Regions from separate parts of the Homo sapiens genome. Here region 1 is linked to region 2. The links are chromatin loops, found by intact Hi-C in ENCODE. Cell type or tissue: dorsolateral prefrontal cortex. All regions are shown on one strand. Links, peaks and the distances in the headings refer to the core of each region. The heading gives the core; the rest is flanking DNA. Region 1 holds the start of LOC100271832 (a long non-coding RNA gene). Region 2 has its middle 52 kb from the start of LINC00486.

Region 1 (8,340 bases), core at 43-8,042, 50 kb after region 2:
TTCACTGGAGGAGAAAGGGGAGTTTCTATAATAGGTGTCTTTAAATGTAGGGAGCCAAGAGATGGCAGGAGGAAAATGGAAGGGTGGTATGACAACTGTGTCCCATGCCTTGTCCCTTATCCTGGGCATAAGTTTCCCTGTTCCTGACTCCCCCACCTCTGGCCTAATGAAGTACGGATTGGAGGACAGCATAGCCTTGAAGCCTAGGTAGCCAGGTGGCTCATGCCTGTTATCCCTGTACTTTGGGAGGCTGAGGCAGGCGGATCACTTGAGGTTGGGAGTTCAAGACCAGCCTGACCAACATGGAGAAACCCCGTCTGTACTAAAAATACAAAATTAGCTGGGCACGGTGGCTCACTCCTCTAATCCCTACACTTTGGGAGGCTGAAGCAGGTAGATCATCTGACGTTGGGAGTTCGAGACCAGCCTGGCAAACGTGGAGAAACCCCGTCTCTATTAAAAATACAAAATTAGCCAAGCGTGGTGGTGCTTGCCTATAATCCCAGCTACTCAGGAGGCTGAGGCAGGAGAATCGCTTGAACCCAGGAGGTTGTGGTAAGCCAAGATCGTGCTATTGCACTCCAGCCTGGGCAACAAGAGTGAAACTCCATCTCAAAAAAAAAAAAAAAAAGAAGTCGTCTAGGTGACAGAAGTCTCACCTGAAGATGAGCAGAGCCACTGTTGCTCATTCCACCAAAAATCTGTTGCACCCTAAGGGCTCAGGAGAAACACCAGCAGCAAAGTGCTGCTCTCAAATGGCTTGGAGGCCATGAGTGAGCAACTCTGAGGATCCGGAGAGTAGAGGGGTGTGTGTCCTTATTCATGAGCCAATCTGAGACAGCTTCTAGGACACCTAGAAGGCAATAAAGGAGACTTCAAGTGATGAGGGTGTGGGGGGATCAGGGCTATTGAAGGCTTGTAGGTCTACAGGTGGAGGCTTCATTGTAATGGGAGCTCACAAGTTGGTGAGGCCTGGAGACATGTGAAATAGTTGTCCTAGATAATATTTCAGTGTGAATTTAAAAAGAGAAAGAGAAAGGCCATGTGAAAGCACTTTGCAAATTTTAGTGTTATAGAAAAGTGCAGAATTGGTATTATGAAGAAGACATTCTGGGATCGAGCACAGCCCCTGTTAGGGTGGCTCTGCCAAGGCCAGACTCACGTGAGAGGTATCAGGTAACAGGGATACCGAAATGCTCCCCAAAGGCCAGGTGTGGTGGCTCACGTCTGTAATCCTAGCACTTTGCAAGGCCGAGGCGGGTGGATCACCTGAAGTCGGGAGTTTGAGACCAGCCTGGCCAATATGGCGAAACCCTGTCTCTACTAAAAATACAAAAATTAACCGGGCATGGTGGCGTGCACCTGTAGTCCCAGCTACTTGGGAGACTGAGGCAGAAGAATCATTTGAACCCAGGAGGCGGAGGCTGCGGTGAGTGGAGATTGCACCACTACACTCCAGCCTGGGCGACAGAGTGAGACTCTGTCTCATTGAAAAAAAAAAAAAAGTAAAAGAAAGAAATGCTCCTTGCGGCAATACATGGGAATTTTGTTGAGCACCTGCTGTGTCCTCAGAATTCTTTCATCTGCTTAGGATTCAAATACAATTAATTCTCAGTCTCTGTTCTTCAGCAGCTCACTGTCCAAAGGGAGTCTCTCTCCCCGGTCCACATGCTGAGGCTTGCTCCAGAGTGAATGTGTGCACTGGAAAGAACCCACACAGGCCCCCTGAGAGCTGTCAGCCTTGCCAGGCTTCTGTGAGATCCCTGGGTCCGAGTAGCCAAGCTGGGAGGAGCACCATTTGCCCACTGACTCTTGGGCAACGCTGCAGCCTGCATCCCAGCCGGCAGAAGGCAGGTGGTATCACAGCTGAGTTTACAGCCACGGAAGGAACCACTGTAGGCTTTTAGTAGATAATATGTTTTCTCTGCTTCAAATCCTTATTTTGGTTGCTTAAAATTTCTGCAGAAAACAAACAGCTTCTGCCAAAATTGGCTCACAAAATTAGCTTACTAGTATAATCAGTTGTATAGCAAGTATTTACTGAGTAGCTCTTGGAAGGCAGTCAACACAAGAGGGATGGATCATTCTTCCAGTTCATCACACGTGGGTTGGACATGCTAACAGTCCCCGATAGCTATCAGGCGAGTAAATGGATGATCACACAAAGGCAGAGGCATCGCAGAAGGATGCTAACTAGATGTCATGCGTCAAGGATACTACAGAAGGATCTCTTTGCTGACAAGGAGGGTACCTCTAAGGTTCCTTCAGATGGGATGGTTCTCTGTTCACCGTGATCACTACTATGCAAAGGCCTGTGGGCCATTTAGGAGAAAAGCATTCAGTCCAATTCCACAGACACAGTGAGGATGTAATATGCCCTAGGCATATATGAGTGGATCCAAGGAGGAAATACTCAGTCACTACTGTCAAGAACTCATGACCTGCTGCAGGGTTTGCCAAACTATGGCTTGTGGGCCAATCTGGCTCACCACCTATTTTAGTAAATAATGTTTTACTGGAATCCAGACACGCTTGTTTGATTACATATTGTCTATGGCTGCTGAGCACCCACTATAAGGGCAAAGTTAAGTAGATAGAGACTTTATCACCCACAAAACCTAAAATATTTGACTGGATGGCCCTCTACAGAAAAAGCCTGCGAACCTGTGGTCTTGTGGGAGGACACTGCTGGGCACAGTTAACTCTAATTCTTGGCTGTAGCATCTTGAATAGGGTGGCAGTCCCTGGCTGCTGAGGGGGACAGCTGGACGGCTGCCTCCCAGGGGCATTTCCATGACTTGCAGGCCCAGAAACTAGACTTGGGCATGACCACAGAGTTCTTGATGGACTGAAGATGCCCAAACCACAGACTGACTTGTAGGCTAGAAATGAACATGTGGGGTGGAATAGTCCTTTTGGGGACTAGAATAATTTCTAGAGAGCCACCCTTTCTACATGATACGGCGCACATTCAAGTGTGGCTACTTACACTGAGACTTTCTGATGAGCACGACTAGACAGCAGGGGGCCCCCAGGATAGTTTGTTCAGGTCAAGGTAAGATGAGAGGAGAAACTAGCCCTGTCCCTTGCTGGACACCACCACTCCAGTGCCTGAAATCCAACCTCCCCACCCCCATCAGCATTCCTCCCCTGGAAAAGATTGGAAAATGCAAGAATGTGCTTCTTTGACTCTGGCCTTCCTCTAACAGCCCTGCTTCTGTTAACACAGCCTTTTTGCAGCTTCCTTGACGTCATTGGCTACAGGCTACAGCTGTTGCTAGTCAAAGGCATTGTTCCTTTGAGCTAGCAGGCACTTTGTTCTCTCCCATGACACATTGTTTTATGAGCTCACTCTAGAGGAGAAACATTCTATCCCTGTGCTCAAGTTCTTCAGGAGCACCTCACTGTCTCCCTCTGCCCACCCACCTGCACCTGACAGCTGTGGGCTGTGCTCTCAGGGAGGCACCGTCAGATGCTACCAGACTACAGAGGAGAGCACCCTCAATCCTGACTGAAGGTTTGGGAAAAGGCTGCTCAGAAGAGGTGATACTTGATATGGGCCCTGGAGGAGGAGAAGCAGTTTGAGAAGACAGCAGTGAGAGATGGCATCCGGGCAGGCGAGAAATGTCAGTGGTCATGGAGGCAGCATGAAGGGACTGTTGGCTGCAGAAACCTGGCAAGGCTCTTAGAGACAGAGACGAAGAGGGAGATGGGGCTGGAGATGGAGATGATAGAGACAGAAAGATTGAAGATGGCAGAGTGGGGGCTATGGGGAAGGGTGATGAAGCAGGAAAGATAGATCGAACGAGACTGCGAGGAGCCTGTGTGCCTGGGCTTTATTTTGGAGGCAATGAGAAACAGAAAGTGTTTTTGAGCATGATGGGACAATGAGGAGTTCTGTGGTTTAGGAAACCCAGCAGTCACGGGAAGTGCAGATTCAAAGTAAGAAAACGTCCCAGGGTTTGGTGATGATCTTGGTGGGAAGTGACACAGGGGTAGTGGGGATGGAATTGAAAGAAAGGATGAACTTCCAGAGTATGGCTGTGCTCAGTAGACAGGAATCAGGGAGGGCAGGAGGAGAGTAAAAGGGTCCTCTGAGCTTAAATCCAGATGTTGAGGAGATGGTGGTACTATCAATGGAGGTGGAGCTCTTAAGAGGAAGAAAGATGGGAAAGAAAAGGATGAGGTTTTTGACAAGTTGAATATGGGGTGAGCATGGGTCCAACTGAAAGCAGTGGAAATATAGACGTGAAAAATAGATGCGGTAGAGTTGAAAAGTTGGGGATAATTTTCACCTGAATGTTACCTAAGGCAAAGGGAAGAGAGGTCATCCAGGACAAAAGTACAGAATGAAAAGAAAAAGCAACTAAGCACGAAATCTTGGAGAATGTCCTCATTGAAGGGTGAGCAGATGAAGAGGAGCCCACAAAAGAGACTGAGGAATTGTCTTCATTCACTCATTCATGCATGTATTCATTTGGTCAACAAATATTTTTTGGCACCTCCCATGGACAGGTCCTGAGCACCAAGGGTACAGTCAGAAATGATGAATCCAGAAATGATGCCCTCCAGAACTTCTGGTGAGGAAGGCACTCAGGAAAATGCAGCACCCTATGGAGGCCCAGAAAGGAGGGCATTCAGGAAGAACACAGTCTGATGGTGTCAAGTGCAGCGGAGGCTAAGAGGTAGGGAGGAAAAGATGGTAAAAGGAGAGAACTGGGGAGGCAAGAGGGACAAATGAGGGAGAAGAGAAGGGAGAGGAAATACAACAGAGGCACAGAGTGGGGATTTGTCTGATTCAAGAATCCTAGGCGGGGCGCGGTGGCTCACACCTGTGATCCCAGCACTTTGGGAGGCCAAGGTGGGTGGATCGCCTGAGGTTGGGAGTTTGAGACCAGCCTGGCCAACATGGTGAAACCCTGTCTCTACTAAAATACAAAATTAGCTGGGCATGGTGGGGCGGGTGCCCATAGACCCAGCTACTTGGGAGGCCAAGGCAGGAGAATCGCTTGAACCCAGGAGGCAGAGGTTGCAGTGAGCCAAGATTGCTTCATGGCACTCCAGCCTGGGTGACAGAGTGAGACTCCATCTAAAAAATGAAAGAAAAAAGAATCCTATGTTCTTTCCCCTGGCCTTACCTTAGAAAGCAGAGTGAATGCCGACCTAATCAGGTTTACCTCCATTGCCATAGCAACCTCTGGGACTCACTTTGGTGCACATTCTTGAGACCTGAAGTGAAGAAGTTAACTTTATATCAAGTTACCTACCAATTAGGCTAGCGATTTCTCTGTCTTTTAAAACATTCTTTTAAAGTCTTGTCATGTTTCATCTTTCTAGAATTCATTTTTCACATCTTCATTCACTGGGATTCTGGACCATAATATATGTAAACACACAAAATACTAAAGATTGAAAATACAATTATTCTGTTTTCTGATTATTAAAGTGGTCATTGTTAAAAAAAAAAGACTTGGAAAATACAATATAAAGTAGAAAATACAAATCACTCATTTCCCCACCACTCTTAGTATTCTGTTGTTTTTCTTCCCAATCCTGTTTCTAGACACATTTGATGACATTTAAACATATTTTTATTGTGAATATACAGTTTCATATATGGTTTTGTTTGCTAACTAATTATATCATGGACATTTCCCCATGCCACTAAAATAACTATAAAATCATTTCATTATTCATAAGCTTCACATTTTAGCCCTTCCTCTATTTTAATGCAGCAATTGTCCACCTTTATACATAAATATTTGTTCCTGAATCTTAAAAGTAGTCAAATTCGTTCACACTTCAAAATTATTTTTGTATTTACTTTTTCTTAGAATCTTTGTGTTTAATGTCTCATTCATTTCAAAGAGCAATATTAATACAATTGAAAGTGATCACAGCATCTTTTGTCTCCAAATGCAAGTTATTTTGTAATGTGATCTAATTTTATTTTGTAAACTCCATTATTAAGAAATTTGACCCAAATTTGAGAAATGATAGTTACTCTTGACTCATACCATTCAGCCCTAGGTTTCCATCAATGCTTGTTTGAATTCCATGGGTATAGCACTGGTGGAACTGCTTTTTCAGATTTTTAGATTTGTCAGAGAATATTAATCCTTAACCTAAGTTTTTTTTCCCTGATTTCTCTCTTTACATTTATTTGTTTTCTTAGTTTCATTATGATATATGAAACTAACATATCCTTTGTATGAGGATTCAGTGGTTACATCTGAAAGCAAACAGGAAGTTATTATTTTGCTTGTTAGAAAAATTCACTTCCCTTAATGTAGCTTTTCCCATTATTTTACTCTCAAACATTTGGTGTACTTCTGTTTTACATGTGTTTCTTGTAAGAAGAATATGGTTGGATTTTTAAAAATTAACTATCTTTTAGCTGACAAGCGTAATTCTTTTTTATTTAATTATGATCATTGATATATTTGGATTTATTTTCACCATCTTTTTACACTTTCTATTTGATGAAATTCCTACTCCATTTTTTTCTCCTCCAATATTTTGGAATGTATAGATTCTAATTTTTTAATAGTTAAAGTTATTAATTAGATTCAGCCTCCTTCTAAAACCTAGAGTATTTTAACTCTTTCTCAGCTTATAAGCTAGTATTGTCCAGTATTTTATTTCTATTAAAAAGTCTTGTGAAATGTATCATATATAGAAAAGTTTACAACATGCATGTATGTATATGCATGTTTGCGTGCGCGCACGCACACACACACACACACACACACACACACATACATTCATATATTTACCATTTTAAGAAATAGACTATGACCTCTGCTTTAGAAGCTCATCTCTCCCAACCTCTGACTTTTATAACTTTACAAGTTAGATTTATTAGTGTTGATATTTATTTAGATGTATCCATGTGACTACAAATGTCTTTGATCACGTGGTTATCTTTCTTACAACTTACAGTTCACATCTCCTTTCTGGAGAAGTATATATATCCTTCTTTCCAAGGTATATATATCCTCAAGAAGTTCCTTTACTAAGAATCTGTCCAGAGTAAATTATCTTGGCTTTTGTTCACCTAAATATATTCTATTGCATCCTCATGAAAGATAAGTTTTACTGGGTATCCAACTGTAAATTGAAACATTTTTCCTAGCACTTTGAAGACATCATCTTGTAATCTTTTGGTTTCTGCTCTGTTCATATGAAGTTAGATGTAAAACAGGAAAGCTGTCTTTTTCTCTAGCTGTTTTTAAGCTATTAAATTTGTCTTTAATGTTCTTTCATTTCACCAGGATAAGTCTGGGTGTGAATATTTTTTAGAATTTTTTGTACTTCCTAAATATAAGGAACCATACAAATTATTGAATATTGTTTCCATCTCATTTTCTCTAGTCACTCTTTCTGGAACTTTCATTAGATGAATGTGAACACTTCTTAAACTTTCATGTGTATATCATGATATCCTTTTTCTCTCTCTCAACTATATTCTAAGTCGTTTTGTCTCATCCAACTTTCAATTTATTAATTATACATTTCATTTCTAATTCGTTAGTCAACTCATATGTTGAATTTTAAAATTCAACTATTTTACTTTCAGAAGTTAATCTTTTTTGATGTTTATAAGAGTATTTTGTTCCTTGCTTATGTTTTAAAGTTTTTTTAAATATTGAAAACATATTTATTTATAAGGCATGGTTTTCTGGCACACTCTCGGTTTTTGTAGATATAGTTTTATTAAAACACAGGCAAGCCCATTCATTTGCATACTGCCCATGGCTGCTTTTACAGTAGAATAGCAAGGCTGAATCTTTGTGACAGAGACTGCATGGCTTGCAAAGCCTAAAATGTATACTATCTGGCCTTTTAGAGAAAAGTTTGCTAACCTTGCTCTACGTGATAATTCCAACCCAAAGCCTGAATGTCTGATTCTACTGTTTGATGTTTCTAACCCTGTCTGATGATGTCTTACTACATGGGTGGTCTTGTGATTTTTTTTAAAAATTGTGAGCTCATTTTTGTTGAGGCACTAGCTGTGAGAATTTTATGAGGCTTGAATTGGAGAACATTCCTTCTATTTGTGTTTACCTTTGCCAAGTGTCTCGTCATTTTAAATTTTTTTTTTGGTTTGTTTGTTTAAAATATAGTTTCAGAATAGGTACACAGAGTGAATTTGAACCCAGGCTTGAGGCCTGACTGGTGATTATTTATAATTTCTGGTAGGGGGTAGGAACTTTTATTTTTTCTTCCAACCAAAATCAAGGCTAAGATGCAAAATCTTCTTTGCTATTTCCTTTGCATGGCGAACATTTTCTAATTCACTATTTTATTGGGAATGTGGGCCTTTCGGGACTCATTCCA
Region 2 (8,340 bases), core at 102-8,101:
AAGGCGGGCGGATCACGAGGTCAGGAGATTGAGACCATCCTGGCTAACATGGTGAAACCCTGTCTCTACTACAAATACAAAAAAATTAGCTGGGCGTGGTGGCGGGCGCCTGTAGTCCCAGCTACTCAGGAGGCTGAGGCAGGAGAATGGCATGAACCTGGAAGGCGGAGTTTGCAGTGAGCTGAGATAGCGCCACTGCACTCCAGCCTGGGCGACAGAGCAAGACTCCGTCTCAAAAAAAAAAAAACAAACAAACAAACAAACAAACAAACAAAAAAAATTAAATGTGTGACGAATCTAGCTTAAATATTCTCTTAGGTACTTTTGACCTCTATTCAGAGAGCCTTTCATTGATACAACTTGTCAAATAGGTTGTCTCTATTTACGATTCTTTTGAATGGTTCACCAAATTTAGGTAGTTCAAAATTGTAAACCTTCTCAATTACATTCTATTCTGGGACAGAATCTAAATCCAAATAAAAATAGAGGCTCCATCAAAATATTCTTCTCACAAGTTGAGATAGTCCAGTGCACAATTATAGCATTTCCAAATTTGTACTTTATTAGAGCTGTCATTAACCCCCCTCCCCTGCTAGCTTTGAGGGACACATTCCAGTGTCTTCCTTTGCAGAGCTAGCTTGATGGGCTTATGAACCGCGCAGTCACATGGAACCCAGTGCTTAGAAGGACCCCGCAATGGGTTTCATGTTCTGCTGCCACCATCTTGAAATTCTTAATTTTATTTATTTAGGGGACAGAGTATCTCTCTGTCGCCCAGGCTGGAGTACAGTGGCGTGATCTCAGCTCACTGCAACCTCTGCCTCCCAGGTACAGGTGATTCTCCTGCCTCAGCCTCCCAAGTAGCTGAGACTACAGGTGCCTACCACAACACCTGGCTAATTTTTGTATTTTTAGTAGAGACGGAGTTTCACCATGTTGGCCAGGCTGGTCTCAAACTCCTCACCTCAACTGATCCACCCTCCTCGGCCTCCCAAAGGGCTGGGATTACAGATGTGAGCCACCACACCAGCCAATTCTTAATTTTTGACCAAGGGATCCTACAATTGCAATTTTACTCTAGGTCCTGCCAATTATGTAGCTGATTCTGCCTATTTGTCAATTTGGTTTTCAGTAATTGTAATTCTCTAAAACTTTCAAGCTCAAAAGCTGAAGGTTTAAAAAGAACCCATTTGCTCAATACATTAATTCCCGTTTAGAAAAAAAAAAAGTGCAGCTTGCTGCCAGTGCTCATTTAATTTTACATAAACACACTCTTTGAGGCTAAAGCAAATCTGACTGATTTTCAATGTGAAAATAAAATATAAAAACTGGTTCTTGGAGTTACTTCTAAACAGAACTAACATCAGAATTGCCTATCTCGGAAAAATCAGATTCATCAAATGACTCTTTGGCCAATAACTGTTTGAGAACAATGTTAACATCAGGCATAGGAGTGCTACATTTTCTAAGATTTGACATTTTCAGTGATCGAGAATTACATTTTGTAAATGGAAATACCACTACTAAAATTGGATACTGTAAATAAAATGATATCTTTTGTTTCCAAAGTTGATATACTCGAGCAGCGCGAAAGTAATAATAAAAGCAAGATATTTCGTGGCAAAGTTATCTCAGGGTAAACGCTGCAGCTGCAAGCGCTGCCGGCAAGTATTCTCGGGGCAAACGGGGAAAGGGTTAAAAACTTCCAAATTATTTTGAACAAAATGCAACCAAAATTCGGAGCATTGTAGAACATTTAGGATGATTTTTATAAAGTAGTTTATCATAAAGGCTTTGCTGTTTCTAAGTCAATGGGTAGGCAGCAGGGAGAATTTTGTGATCCGTGTGTGTGTGTATAAAAATTTGACAATTCAGCTTTCATTTCCATTGGCAGGCCACTACAGCTTGTTTGTACAATGTGCTAATTATACACATTCCACTGCAGTCCAAGTACATTTCTGCTCCACAGGCTCTTGATTTAGTAAGAATACTGTTTCCCCCAGGATTCTGGCCACTAAAACTTATTACCTCAACAGCAAACTTTCTCTTCAGTGATGAAACTTTGAAACTGGATTTATGATAGCGGTCAAAATGATGACAGATTTTTTTACCCAAAGGTAAAAACAGAATGAACTTTCCAACATTTTAATTTTATTTAATACGTTCATTTTTTAAAAGAACTATTATTACAATGGACTGATTTCTCATTGGAAGCAGCTGATGACCCTGATATAAACTGGTGTCAAACCTGTTAGCATGGCTATAATTAAAAAGTTGAGATAATGTGTGTTGGTGAGGGTGTGGAGGAAAGGGAACCCTTGTACACTGTTGGTGGGAATATAAATTAGTACAGTCATTACTGAAAACAGCATGGAGGTTCTGCAAAAAATTAAAAATAGGACTATCATATGGCCCAGCAATCCCTCTGCCAGGTATTTATCCAAAGAGATGAAGTCAGGCCGGGTGCAATGGCTCACGCCTTTAATCCCAGCACTTTGGGAGGCCGAGGCGGGCAGATCACTGGAGGTCAGAAGTTCAAGACCAGCCTGGCCAATATGGTGAAACCCCCGTCTACTAAAAATACAAAAATTAGCCAGGTGTGGTGGTGTACGCCTGTAATTCCAGCTACTTAGGAGGCTGAGGCAGGAGAATCGCTTGAACCAAGGAGACGGAGGTTGCAGTGAGCTGAGATTGTGTCACTGGACTCCAGCCTGGGTGACAGAGTAAAATTCCGTCTCAAAAAAAAAAAAAAAAAAGAAAAAAAGAAAACAAACCAACAAAACACACAAATAACCAAAGAAATGAAGTCAACACCTCATCGAGATATCTGCGCTCCCTTGTTCATTGCAGCATTATTCACAATAGCCAAGATATGGAATCAACCCAAATGTCTATCCAATGGAGGAATGGATAAAGAAACTGTGGTATCTGTATCTCTCTATATAGATCAATACAATGCAATATTATTCGACTTTAAAAAAGAAGATCTTTCCACTGATGACAGCATGGATGCTAAGTGAAATAAGGCAGACACAGAAAGAAAAATGTGCATGATCTCTTTTATACATGGAATATTTTTTAAAAGTTGACTACATAGAAACAGTAGATTGACAGTTACTAGAGGTGAAGTGGGTGCAGGGGGTGCAGAATGGAGAGCTGTAGATCAAAGGGCACAGAGTTGCAGTTATGTGTTAATAGGATGAATAAATCTAGAGAGTGGAAGTACATCATAATGATTGTAGCTAATAATATTGTACTACATACTGGAAATTTTCTATGAGTAGATTTTACATGCTCTTACCACAGACACAAAGAAGGATAACTGTGAGATGACAGATACATTAATTGACTTGACTGTAGTAATCACTTCATATATCACTTCAAAACATTATGTTACATATTTATAACATAAATATATTCAATCAAATTGAAATAAAACTGGTGTCATGTCACTGTTTACACAGTACTCATTCTGCTAAAGGAGACTCATTTGCAGCTAATACTTAATGTTTCAGGCATGCACCAGAAAATTGGGAGTGGAAAATGAATGAAATTATTTTAGAACAGTTATTGCATCTATGTGAAAAATTAAGCTTCGCAGAATAATATAAAAACACACCTCATGCAGCTGTGTGTGTTATAATAATCTTTGGGCATGATCTACTTAAGGTAACTACTGACTTTTGAAGTAAATTCTGATGCTTCTTCAGAAAATTCGCGTTTTCTGGTTTTCAGGTGACCAGTGTTATCATTATGACATCCCAGCAGTGGATGCTAGATATCAACAAATATTTTTTGCAAGTTACACATTCATCTACAACCTAATATTTTAATTTTTCACTAAAAATGTGCTTTGACCTTTTCAAGCTGATTGATTGCTGCCAAGGGGTTTATTGCAAAAGAAATGTATGTTACCAAACAATGCAATAAATAAAGGTTGTAGATAAATTATAAAGTAAGTGACAAAACCACTGTACACAAGAACATTCAAACTACGGTTTCTGTGCTCTGTGATGGGCTACTCAGCCTCCCTTTCCTGCACATATTTCACTTCACCTAAACTATACTTTCGCACATTTCCCACTGACCCTGCTGACATGTGGCCAGGCAGCTTCATGGACCTCCCAGGCTACAGCAGGCACTAGTGAAAGGTGGCTGGCAGCAGGGTCAGTACATCTCCCAACGCCACTGAGTCCCTGGAAACTTGTAACTGGACACACTGTAATTTGTCCAGCTGTCTTTCAGAGACCGTGTTAATTGCACCTTATCAGGGAATGGTTGAGAAAAGAGAGAAGGGTATTATAGCTGGTCTTCCTTAGATTTTTATCAGGAGTTACAGTGAGAACTCAGTTTATTGCACAGGTCTCATCACTATTGTTCAAGACTGCTGGCAACTGAGAATGCCAAGGAGAGGGCTACTAAACCCATCCCAGCTTGTCGAATTCCACTGTTTTAATGTTTTTCTAACAATGAAGTGCCCGATAGACGTCAACTGCCTGGGATTGTCTTGAGAAAACCTGGATGTACAGTCACCCCAATTGTGATCCATTGCTCTGCTTATCCTACAACTTCCTGATGAAACATCATCTTGCACTGATTTTACACACAACCTCTATGTACTAAAAATGACCTTTCATTTAAATGTAAAGGAAAGGGTGAGGCTGCAGTTAAAAATGAGACAATGTGAAGCTAAAAGACAGATGGCAACTCAGTGGGCGCGTTCAGATATCCCAGCTAACCTCTCCTGGAAGCCAAATCCCAGGGACAATTTCTGGTCATTTTCTTGCTGGAGCTATTTTCAGTTACAGCAGGCTGAATTCTCCAGGGGAAGAGGAAAACTGGGTAATTTGTCTTACTTTTCCTTCCTAAGTCCAGGGCCTACACAAGTTTGGGCCTACAGCACTGAAATCCCCTTTGAACTGTGCCCCGAGTGAAGTGTCAGGAAACCGCTGCTTTTTTCTGGTGGGGGAAAGGGTGTTGTAGGTCCAAAGTTGTATTGGAGACCAGCTGTATACAAGTCGTGTAAACTTTATTGTCTGAGGACTTCATCACCTGTATAAAGGCCCTCACAGTACGGACTGCCAACACATCTGGGTCAGAACAGCTGGGAACAATTTTTAGTTGGAAAAATAACTTACGTGGAAAAGGAGCATAAACTTTCATCATATATTGGCTGGTTGTAAACTAAGGCCATGGCAAGAAAAAATGCGGATGGCTTGTTTTTCTATTTGGTTAGAGTCAGCTATTTCTGGGGCACATACGGCACACAGTTCTTAGGTGACAGGACCCTGTCATAAAATGAACTGGTCACCTTATTAGCTTTTCTGAGTCCTTCACTAGTGGATTTTGGAAAACAGATGCTAAATGTTTAACAAAATCCACATACAGTTTATTAAGGCTTTTCCACAGTTACCCAATCTACACAATATGCCAGTAGGAAAAAGCATTTCAAAGTAAACAAGGATGAATTAACACAGATTAAAATTGTATATCTTAATATCAAATAATGCCATGTGGACTTAGGAGACCAGATGACTGACTGGAGATGGCCAGACAGGAGAAGATAGCAGAGAGGGTCCTGTCCAGAGGCAGAGGAAAACCATATTGTAAATTTGGAATCACTGACTGTTTTAATCATCAGATAGCTTGCTCTTTTCCTGGTGGAGAAAGCAAAAAGCATGAGGCAGCCTCAATCCACAGAGTGTCTGAGAAATAGAACTACCCATGGTACTTGGAAACTTGACCTTGTCAACTCCGAAAGTGCTGTTTGCCCAAAAGCCATATAAATGGTTAGTTTTTTTAAAACTTCACTTGACCTACTATTCAACTATTCTTTAGATATTTTAATGTTTCTAATCTAAAGAATTTTTTATTGTGGTAAAATATACATAACATTTACCATTTTTGCCACTTTTAACTGTACAACTCACTGGCATTAAGCACTTTCATGGTATTGTTTAACCATCACCATTATCTATTTCCATAACTCGATTTCTGATTTTTCGAGCTTCTCCAAGATACAATATGTATGCCCAAAGAGAGAAAGATGCACGATTTTGCTGGGATCAATAAGCAATTGTTGGTTTGCATTCTTCTGGCTAGGCATGTAGACTATTACAGAGACCAGCTCTTGTTAGGAATGCCTGTATCTGTCAACATATTGTACTTTACCCTCTTTTGAACTTTGCTTTTATTCTAGGATGATTGTAAACCAGAGAAAAGCAACAGAAATCTATAAATGCCCTAAAACATTTCAACAGGACTATATGACTGGCATGGGAGCTGTGGGGACTTTATTATGTTCATATTTGGAAAAAGTCGTTTAAGCCCTGCAATGATTAGATGTGACTGTGTGGGTTAATTATGTAGGAGAAGAGATAGTTTCGTTTTAAATTTCTGCAATTCAAACTGTGTATAAATATCATTTAAAATGAAGATCCAAATCATCCTGGAGAAAAACTCACTGGCCATCAGAGAAATGCAAATCAAAACAAAAATGAGATACCATCTCACACCAGTTAGAATGGCAATCATTAAAAAGTCAGGAAACAACAGGTGCTAGAGAGGAAGTGGAGAAATAGGAACACTTTTACACAGTTGTGGGAGTGTAAACTAGTTCAACCATTGTGGAAGACAGTGTGGCGATTCCTCAAGGATCTAGAACTAGAAATACCATTTGACCCAACCATCCCATTACTGGGTATATACCCAAAGGATTATAAATCATGCTGCTATAAAGACACATGCACACGTATGTTAATTGCGGCACTATTCACAATAGCAAAGACTTGGAACCAACCCAAATGTCCGTCAATGATAGACTGGATTAAGAAAATGTGGCACATATACACCATGGAATACTATGCAGCCATAAAAAAGGATGAGCTCATGTCCTTTGTAGGGACACGGATGAAGCCGGAAACCATCATTCTGAGCAAACTATCGCAAGGACAGGAAATCAAACACCGCATGTTCTCACTCAAAGGTGGGAATTGAACAATGAGAACACTTGGACACAGGATGGGGAACATCACACACCAGGGCCTGTCATGGGGTGGGGGAGGGGGGAGGGGTAGCATTAGGAGAAATGCCTAATGTAAATGACAAGTTTATGGGTGCAGCACACCAACATGGCACATGTATACATATGTAACAAACCTGCACGTTGTGCCCATGTACCCTAGAACTTAAAGTATAAAAAAAAATGTGGTAAAGCTTTAGGCTGTTCCAGTTACCATTGCAAACATGAAAGAACTCATAGTGGAGAAAAACTACAAATGTAAGCAATATGGGAAAATATTTAATTTTCCCAGTTTTCCTCAAAGATATGAAAGCAATCAAACTGGAGAAAGAAAACCTATAACTGTAAGAAACATGATTTGAAAAAGTGAAAGGACTCACACTGAAGAAAAGCCTTACGGTATAAGAAATGTGGTCAGGCATTTAGTTCTTTTGTTTGTTTGATTTTGTTTTTTTGAAACGGAGTCTCGCTCTCTCACCCAGGCTGGAGTACAGTGGCACAATCTCAGCTCACTGCAACCCCTGCTTCCCGGGTTCAAGCAATTCTCCTGTCTCAGCCTCCCAAGTAGCTGGGACTACAGGCACATATCACCATGCCTGGATAATTTTTATATTTTTATTAGAGATGGAGTTTCACCACATTGGTCAGGCTGGTCTCAAACTCCTGACCTCAGATAATCTACCCGTCTCAGCCTCCCAAAGTGCTGGGATTACAGGCATGAGCCACCACGCCTGGCCCATTTAGTTCTTTTAGTTGCATTTGCTGACTTAAAATATCTCATTCTGGAGAGAAGCTCTGTGAATGTATGAGATGTGGGAATGCCTTTGCTTTTCCCATATCCTTTCATAGACGCGTGATCATGCACACAAGATGGACCCTATAAACAGGAGAATCACACCTGACTGGATCCCGAGTAGTGTGGAAAATACAGAAAAGTTCTCAATTTTAACAATTACTTTCAAAGTCATGTGAAAACTCGTACTGGAAGGAAATATTGTAAATAATATTGAAAGCCTGTTGCAAATTCATTATTGTATAATGCTTGAAAAAAATTTACAACATGAAAGAAATGTTATATGAATTATATATATATATTGTGTTTATCAGTGGCTCATTATTAAAGAAGGTCTCTGGACTATAGATTTCCACTGTTTTTGCGATAAAAGATTGAGGTGAAAATTCTGTAGGTACCTTTTGAGTGATAATTGTTTAATTAATCTATGATTAATAGGCCTTTGAAAAATGAATCTTTGTTAATTGTCAAAATTTTTCTTACTTTATGGGGCAGGTTTTGGACAGCCTCACCCATTGTATATATT

The links. Peaks named below come from ENCODE experiments on the same cell type or tissue, not always from the same donor. Only the 100,000 strongest peaks of a DNase experiment are listed, where the experiment ranks them.
Region 1: it touches region 2 in a loop (2.8-fold over the local background); 2 of 110 quality-filtered maps call a loop at or near these places.

Annotation. Positions count from the first base shown.
Region 1 is chr2:32,923,721-32,932,060 of GRCh38, forward strand. LOC100271832 (a long non-coding RNA gene) reads left to right here and starts at 3,367. Exons shown (of 4, transcript NR_183187.1): 1 at 3,367-3,517; 2 at 4,312-4,403; 3 at 4,516-4,685. RefSeq lists an enhancer at 1,053-1,222. In dorsolateral prefrontal cortex, for the core only: CTCF peaks have their summits at 3,052 (motif pointing right) and 3,277; a DNase peak (open chromatin) is centred at 3,251; H3K27ac peaks cover 2,650 bases.
Region 2 is chr2:32,873,244-32,881,583 of GRCh38, forward strand. No RefSeq gene overlaps it. Among named protein-coding and RNA genes, the nearest start is that of LINC00486, 52 kb to the left of the region's middle. In dorsolateral prefrontal cortex, for the core only: no CTCF peak of the experiment used is centred there; no DNase peak of the experiment used is centred there; H3K4me3 peaks cover 894 bases; H3K27ac peaks cover 1,238 bases.